Regions from separate parts of the Homo sapiens genome. Here region 1 is linked to region 2. Evidence: chromatin loops called from intact Hi-C (ENCODE). Cell type or tissue: adrenal gland. All regions are shown on one strand. Links, peaks and the distances in the headings refer to the core of each region. The heading gives the core; the rest is flanking DNA.

Region 1 (4,394 bases), core at 126-4,125, 51 kb before region 2:
TTTGCATCTTTCTGTATGCATGTTATACTTCAACAAAAAAGAAGTTTACTTGAAAAGGAGGCAAGTAGAGCTGGGCATTGTGGCTCACACCTGTAATCCTAACACTTTGGGAGGCTGAGGCAGGAGGATCACTTGAGCCCAGGAGTTTGAGACTAGTCTGGGCAACATAAAAATATTTTTTTAAAGAAAATTACCTGTGTACAGTAGTGTGCACCTCTAGTCCCAGCTAGTCAGAGGCTGAGGTGAGAGGATCGCTGGAGCCCAGGTAGAGGGTGCAGTGAGCTGTGATCGCACTGCTGCCTCCAGCCTGGGCGACAGATGGAGACCCTGTCTTTAAAAGAAATTAAATTAAAAATAAAAAGAGGACAGTAGGGGGAAAGCAGTATGGAAAGACAATGCTCAGCCCAAAGGGGTGAGTAGGGGACTCTGCGACTGTGTTTACTGGAATTTAGAGACAGTCTCTGGGAGGGAATGGAAGGGAAGGAAGCAGGTGGGGCAGAGGGAGAGGTGGGGTTTCAGTGCAGGCCAGCCACAGCCTCTCCAATCCCTCAATCCCTTGTAGGAGTCCTGCAGCTAGATGAGTTCCTCAGAGTCATCATGACTTGGGCTGTGATGGCCACACCTTTATACCCCAGCATTGGTCAGTCACTGAATGTGCACTGCCCAGGAAGAGGAGGGATCTCAGGCCTGGCTGCGCTCTGCAGCTGAGGCCGTCTGAAAGGGGCTGGCCTGACTATAGCTCTCCCAGCATGTCCCTCCTTGAAGTGGATCTGGGCGACCACCACAGGAAGCCTGCCACCTGAGTTTAGAAGATTTGGTGGCCTGTAAAGATTTTTTTTCAGATCCCTCAGTCCCAGCATTCCTAGTCTGGTTAAACTCGTCCAGCGGTGCCCAGCACTCATAGGACCTGCTTTGCATCATAGCCTGCAGACAGGCTTCCCACACAGGATCCAATGCCTGGACACACCAGAGGTCTTTGCAGTTTGCCTCTCACACCTCAGCCAAAGCCTCTCCTTGGCCTGGACTCATTTGGTGAAATCCAGCTATCCTGTAAGACTTGAGAGTCACCTCCTCCAGGAAGCTCTCCCAGATCTTGCCCCTTCTACCAGGAAGGCTGGGCCCTTGCTCTTCTGAGTCCCCTCCAAGCACCCTAGCACCCTGCCTTTTATAAAACTCTCATCACACTCTTTGTTTACCTGCTGGTAGAAGTAGACTGAGATCAAGAGATGCCTTGTCACTCCTGATCACTGACACTGCACAACAGTGACAACAATTCTGATGGCTGCCATGTACTGAGCTTTTCCAGCCAGGCTGGCATTTGCTGTGCACATCCATGCCTGAATTTACTAAATCCCAACAACCAACCAACCCTGTGAGGTCAGAGTAGCTACCTTATAAAGCAGGCATGATTGCCCACAATCACACAGCCACTAACTATCAGAGTTAGCACACACGTGGGAGTCAGTTTGAAGTCCTGGTATCCTCTGGAAATGGTGGTCGGGGAAGGAGGGGAGAAAAGGGAAGGGAGGGGTGGGGAAGGAAAGAGAGGGAAAAAGGAAGGAAGAAGGAGCGAGAGAAGAAGAGAGAAAGGAAGGGAGGGAGGGAGGGAAAGAAGGAAGGAAAGAAGGAAGAAAGGAAGGAAGGAAAGAAGGAAGGAAAGGAGGTAGGGCTTTCCATCCATGGCCCTGAGGACTATCAGAGTCCTCAGGCCCATTGGAAGCTGTTTCACATTTGAAGAGGGACTCATGAAACTATGGCAAGCTGCTGAGTGGGAGAGGGCAGTCCCCCAGCCCCTCCCTGAGCCCCGCCCATCTCTGTGTTTCCAGAACCTCTTGCTCTCCCTGGGATCCTGGCCTGGGGAAATGCAGTCCTCAAATCAAAGCCTGCCTGTGGGAGCAGGTTCATGGGCCAGATCTAGAGCAGGGGCAGGCTTAGTTCACAGTTTTAATCCTGATGTTTACTTTCTTTCTTTCCATTCCTAGTGGCTCCCTTTGAAGAACTGCCTTGGGGTTCATGTTGCAGCATCAAACAGGGATGGAAGATGCATCTTGCTTTAGCAGCAGGAGCCTGGAAAGCAGCTGAAGCCCTGGAGGGTGCCTGGCACACAGAATCTTGTGCTGAGCCCGGAGCACAATGGGAGCGGGCTGGCGGGGTGGGTTCACAGCTGGACTGGGAGCAGCAGACATACAGGCCGTAGGCACAGACATATAAAGACAGTCATGCAGATTGCAGGATGCCTGAGAGCACAGACTCTCACATGCACAAATACGTGCATGATCGCCAGTGTGCATCCAGACAGCCCCACATGCATGCACACGCATGCACACATGTGATGTGTACATAGATGGACACATGTCTATGCCCACAAACACTGCAGAGACACAGAAGTGTCTGGCAAGGAACACTATTTTGTCCTCAATTTTCTGCCAGTGAGAGTCTACTGACTCCATCTCTGAAATGTCTCTACTTATTGTCCCTCTTCTCCACCTGCACCACATCCCTAGTCCCTGAAACTCCCACCGAGACCCCTGGGCAATAGCAAAGTCTGCACAGGATTCCTGCTCCGCCTCTACCCCACCCTTAAGCCCATCCTACATGCAAGAGCAGGAGTTATCTGGGTATCAAGCAAATCTGACCACATCACCTCCCCACTGCTTAAAACCCTTTCCTACAGGATGAAGTTGAAATCACTTGACATCCCATATAAGGCCCTTGACTGTCTGGCATCAGCCATAGTCTGGCCTCAGGCCCTGGCATGGAGTCCCCTGGACTCAGTGCTCTGGCTGAGGGCCTCCAGGATGAAGATACCCTGTGCAAAGCCTCACACTTTTGCTGTTGCTGGGCTCACTGTGTGAAATTCCCTCCTCCCTCCTTCCACCTTCCCTATGCTGAACTGCCACTCCTCCATCCTCCATGGCCAGCTAAGCCAACACCTCCCCACTTCCTCCTGACAACCCAGGCACAGCCACTGACCTGTCCCATGGCTGTCACAGCCCTTTCTTGGGCTCTCAATGGTATCATTGTCACCTGTGTGCTCATGAGCCTCTGCCACTCAACTCCAAGCACATCAAATAAAGAGCTCAAAACATATCGGATACTCAACAAATTTCTGGGTATGAGTGAATGAATGAATTAGTCTGTAAGACAGGATCACACTAGGTGATTGTTCTGGCTACAGAACCTGGGCATGTCCTATATGTAACTCCTATGATCTCAGCCTCCACATAGGTAAAAAAGGGCTCTCTATCTCCTGGCAGAATCTATGGTTCAGACCATGGAGATGTATATAAATAACTGAGCTGAACGGCTAACATGGTGGGCGCTCCACAGATGACAGCCATAGTTACTGTCTTTAACTTCTACTTTTATTTCCAGTGAAGTCTTTCCACTCATGTTTCTTAATTCTCCATCTCCCTCACTGCCTATCCAGTTCAGTGCTGGACTCCTGGAACCAGCTCATTGAAGGTGCATTGTCGGATTGATCAGCTGAATGGCTTCTTAAGGCTTGTTTCCAACCTGAGAACTCTGAGCTGAGTACTGTTCTTCCTCCCTCCCAGCCTCCCCTGAGACTGAAAGCTGAGAGCCATACAGAGATCACTCCTCTTCCAGGCTCCAGAAGCTGAACATCTGCTCCGTTTGGAGTTCTATGCACTGAGCTGAGTTAGGACCTGGGGGGACAGGAACAGCTGAGCCTTTCTGCTCCAAAAGGCAGAGTCATTTCAGCCAGCCACCCAGCAGCTGCCTAGCCCCTCCCAGACACCCCCAGGGATGCTGCACATGTGGCTAGGGTTCCCATAGGAACCTCTGTGGAGACCTGCCATCCCTGCTTCCCCACATCTCCTTTTGGACTCGTGAGAGAGGTTAGGAGGAGGAGGGGAGGGGAAAGGACAGGACTGCCAGGCACTTTCATACACAAACACCCAGTCTCTTAATCCTCACAATAACTCTAAGAAATATGCTATTGTTATCCTTGTGGTACTGACAAGGAAATTGAGGCCCAAAGACATCTAACCCAAGTTCACCCAGGTAACAAACAAGAGAACTGGTCTGCCACCTTATCAGTTTGTACTGACACAGTATCAGTCAGTACCAGCCAGGGATCTCTGGTTGCAAGCCACAGAAACCAACTCCCACTATCACAAGCAAAAAAATTGCTGAAGGACTGTGGTGCCACACCAGAAGGAAAGGAAAAGCTGAAGACACATGATTGGAAAGGACAGGAAGAAGGGCAGCGTCAGGATCTGGGTGCCAGGAACGGACCATCATTTCATTGGAATAAATAAACTTCTATTTTTAAATTCTTTTGTCTCTCCATTTAGGATTCAGGTTTGGGGAGGAAGCTGGGCCCAGTGCCACTTGTTGGCTGGAAGAGGACAGACTACTGTAATTGACAG
Region 2 (4,394 bases), core at 246-4,245:
GAATCCAGGTCACACACAGTTAAATAGCAGTAGAGGAGGGCGTATGTAACATTAAACAGAAGAAACGTCACAAGGCAAACTGGCTGTAATAATAATAACAGCTTCAATTTATTGCTCAACTGCAATGTGTGCCCCACACTGTGATAGGTGTTTGTTTTATAGGCTTGATCTCATTAAATCCTCACGACAAGCCTCTGGGATTACTGAAGGTCATACAGCTGGTAAGTGGTGATTAATTGTCAGAGGAGTGGTGTGAAGAACATAAATTATGGCGCAGTTCAGAAAGAGAGAAGCCTGAGGATGGAGTGGTCTGGGAAAGCTCTGTGAAGGAGGAGAGTTAAACAGGATTCTGAGGGTAGGTGGGATGTGAAGGAGGTGAGAAAGAGGGAAAGTGAGTGTAGATGGCAAAGGCAACACAGGTACAGGGGACACTGAGTTAAAAAATTCCCAAGTAAAGCATGAGAGTAATTAAATCCAAGGGCAAACATCCAAGCTGTGGAATTGTGGGGCTAGGGAGTGGTGGGGGCAATGAAACACCCAATGATCATTCTTGGAAAAGGGATAAAAGGTCAACTGAAGTCCCATAGCTCACATGTGGCCTGCTACAAAAGAAAAGAGGAAAGAAAATGACTGAAAAACTCTAAAGGCAATTGTGTCAAGTGACTTACAAAAAAAAAAGTATCTTTTCATCCAGTAATCTCTCTTCTAGGGTTTAAACTAACAAAAATTTCAGAGACAGAGTGAAAACTGAAAACAAATGTCTAAATAATAGGAGAATTCTTGAATATATTATCACACATATACATGGTCAAATGTTATGTAGCTTTTACAGAACGTACTTTTGAAAAATGTGTAATGATGTCACATAATGTCAAGAAGCAGAATGTGGTCCAGGCGCAGTGAGTGGTTCACACCTGTAATCCCAGCACTTTGGGAGGCCAAAGAAGGTGGATCACCTGAGCCCAGGAGTTTGAGACCAGCCTGGGCAACGTGGTGAAGACCTGTCTCTACAAAAAACAAACAAACAAAAAACCCCACAGAAATTAGCCAGTGTGATGGTATATGCCTGTAGTCCCAGTACTTGAGAGGCTGAACTGGAGGATCGCTTGATCCTGGGAGGTTGAGGCTGGGGTAAGTCGTGATCACACCACTGCACTCCAGCCTGGGTGACAGAGGGAGTCCCTGTCTCAAAAACGAAACAAAACAACCCTCCCCCAACCAAAACAAAACAAAGAAGCAGAATGCAAAAAAGTATAGTACCACAGTTCGTCATTTTAAATTATATGTATGTATATATTATGTAAAATCATATGTGAGTATACACACACAGAAAAAAAGACTGAAGGAAAGACAGCATATTTACCATGGTTATCATCACAGAGTAAGAATGTGGGTAAGTTTTGCTTTAGAGTTTTCCTTTTCTATATTTACTAAGTTATGTTCAGTGAGCACACACTTTTATAGTAATAAAAATGTTCATTTAAAATTTTTTAAATTTAAAATGCTCATCCTCTGCCATAAAGCAATATTTATAAACCTCTTGCTTTGTCTTCAAAGAAAATTCATTGTCTCTGCCTTCAGTATGCAGACACAAATATTCCAACCAAATGATTATTCAGTAATTGCTGAATCCATAGATTTTTTTGAAAGTTCATTTAAACTGGGTTTTCCTGGGTTCCCATGTAACGCTCCCAGCTCCATGGCTCCCAAGGGACTGGAAACATTAAAGTCTCCCATTAATGTTCTCTGGAGCCATTTAGATAAATTGTCTTCCCCAGAGCTATAAATCCTAAATGAATGACACCCTTATTTCAGGGGACAGGTACCAAAGCCTCTTTCAAACTTGATGATTTATGTATCTGTGGCTTGCAGAATGTCAGGGGTCCTTCATCAATATCCACAGGGCCTTCCCAGGTATAGGAACATACCACATCTGATGGAAAGACATTACTGTACTTGGGTCAATAGCTTTCACCTTTATCCGTCCTGCTTGCTTTGCGTTGGGGGTTTATTTATTTTTCTTTCTTCCACTGAAATAGCTGGGATATGAGCTGAGTAAGAGAGGCAGTGCATTAAATATAACTTGATCAGAATCCCAGGCTGTCTTTGCCCTCACTGCAATAGGGGCAACATAAAGGTTAATAACTGAGAGAGGCCCCCACGCACTTAACCACAGTGCAGCACCCCATCACCAAGTGACAATTAGGAACTCTCCATGAATGCCAATGACTGGTGATCAAACAGAGCTTCACCCAAACCAGGCGCACTTTTGCATTAGCTCAGCTCTCCATTCATCACTGAGCTGACAGCTTGCAGAGCTCAATGTTGAGTATGCGGCTCTGTCTTTGTTTTACCCAGTGAAATGATCTATGCTACCAGGACTGAGTGGGAGAGGAGCAGGGGAGGGAACGAGGGAAATGAAATAGGCTTGTCTTTGGCATGGTTGGGCAACAGCTCAAAGTGTCTGTTTGAGACTTGAAGAGAAATATCGCATAATGATCTTGCTTGTTCCTGCTTTCAACTTTTTGGCTCTCAGACAAGGATGGTCCTACCTTAAATAGTTCTCTTTTTGGAGGCAGCATGACAAATTGGAGCAAGCACATAGCCAGCTGTGTGATTTTGGGCAAGTCACTCTGGGTCTTAGTTTTCTCATCCATAGAATGAAGGAGTGGATAAGAACAGTGATTTTCAAACCAGGTTCCTCAGAGTGTTAGGGTTCATAGGGGCACCTCAGACCCTGCAAGGGCATGCTTCCTGCAAGGGCAGAGGTGAGGAGGTTAGTAAATTCCAGGCACAGCTGCTCCATGTTGGCTCATTGAATTTTATTAGTAGACTACTTTATTTTTCTTTTATTATACTTTAAGTTCTAGGGTACATGCGCAGAACGTGCAGGTTTGTCACATAGGTTTACACGTGCCATGGTGGTTTGCTGCACCCCTCAACCCATCATTTACATTAGGTATTTCTCCTAATGCTATCCCTCCCATAGCCCCCAATCCCCCGACAGGCCCTAGTGTGTGATGTTCCCATCCCCGTGTCCATGTGTTCTCATTGTTCAACTCCCACTTATGAGTGAGCACATGCGGCGTTTGGTTTTCTGATCTTGTGATAGTTTGCTGAGAATGATGGTTTCCAGCTTCATCCATGTCCCTGCAAAGGACATGAACTCATCCTTTTTGATGGTTGCATAGTATTCCATGGTGTATATGTGTCACATTTTGTGCAGAACATGGTCTTACATTCTAATTTCATTTGGTCCTCACAATTTGTAAGGTAATTAGGACAGATATGACCAACTATTCCAGTAACTATTGCTGTGTTAAAACCACCTCAAGACTCTATGGCACAAGACAACCATTTTATTATGTTCACGGATTCTTTGACTCCGGAATTTGGGTGGGCACAACACGAAATGCTCTTCTCTGTTCCATAATGTCTGAGACCTCAGCTGGAAAGACCAAAGGCTGGTAGTGACTAAACAGCCGGGGGCTAGATTCATCTGGATGTGTCCTTACTCACGTCAGCTGAGCTATTGACTGGAACACTGACACACAGCCTTTCTCTGGGGTTGTCACATGGGCTAGTTTGGGCTTCTTCACACAATGGCAGCTGAACTCCAAGGGCTAATGTCCCAAGAACAAGGCAGAATTGCACTTTATTTTTATCATCTGAACTCAGAAGTTACATATTGTTGCTTCTGCCATGCCCTGTTGGTTGAGGCAGTCCCAAAATTTCACCCAGGATCAAAGGAGGGACAAGATGGGAGAAGAATCAATGTCACAGTGGAGGAAGAGCATGTAGAACGGGAGATAGTGTTATTATCTTGAGAATATACAATCTGCCAAGCCCTCTTCATGTGAAAGATGAGGAAACAGACAGGGGAGAATTCATACACATTTAGTAAGAGCAGAGCTGGGACTAGAGCCAGTTACTTCAGATTTGAGCCCTCTCTTTGCCATGCTGCTTTGGGTTCCTCATTTCATCTTTCTGAGTTAACTCTTTATTAATTCAGTGGATAGACTCCTTAAAATATGAATCCTCATCATGGCGATGCATGACCAGCCCAGGAGAGCTGTATCTTCTTGTGGATGGAACACTTTTCTCATCTGTTCTCAGAAAATTGGAGTGAAAAATGTACATAAATTCCATTAAAATTAAGGTAAAAGGCAAGGCTATTCATGTCTCTTTCTAGCTTCCAGTCCAGCATCAGGAATATAATTGGTACTTAGTAAAGGATTGAGCTCTTTGTGTGTGTTTTTGTTTTTTATGTATCAACATTTGCTTTTAAATCCTTTCCAAATTCAAAGCCATATAAACAATTCTTTAAGGTTGTTTTGACTCTTTGATGGTTCCTACTTGGAGTTTACTTTTATCTTCATCCATTCTGACAACAC

The links. Hi-C counts contacts between places; a loop is a spot of excess contacts. Peaks named below come from ENCODE experiments on the same cell type or tissue, not always from the same donor. Only the 100,000 strongest peaks of a DNase experiment are listed, where the experiment ranks them.
Region 1: it touches region 2 in a loop (2.0-fold over the local background); 7 of 110 quality-filtered maps call a loop at or near these places.

What each region holds. Positions count from the first base shown.
Region 1 is chr15:69,092,719-69,097,112 of GRCh38, forward strand. EWSAT1 (Ewing sarcoma associated transcript 1) reads left to right here. Exons shown (of 4, transcript NR_026949.1): 4 at 1,983-3,106. Among named protein-coding and RNA genes, the nearest start is that of EWSAT1, 14 kb to the left of the region's middle. RefSeq lists an enhancer at 715-1,215. In adrenal gland, for the core only: no CTCF peak of the experiment used is centred there; no DNase peak of the experiment used is centred there.
Region 2 is chr15:69,143,736-69,148,129 of GRCh38, forward strand. No RefSeq gene overlaps it. Among named protein-coding and RNA genes, the nearest start is that of GLCE, 15 kb to the right of the region's middle. In adrenal gland, for the core only: no CTCF peak of the experiment used is centred there; a DNase peak (open chromatin) is centred at 2,456.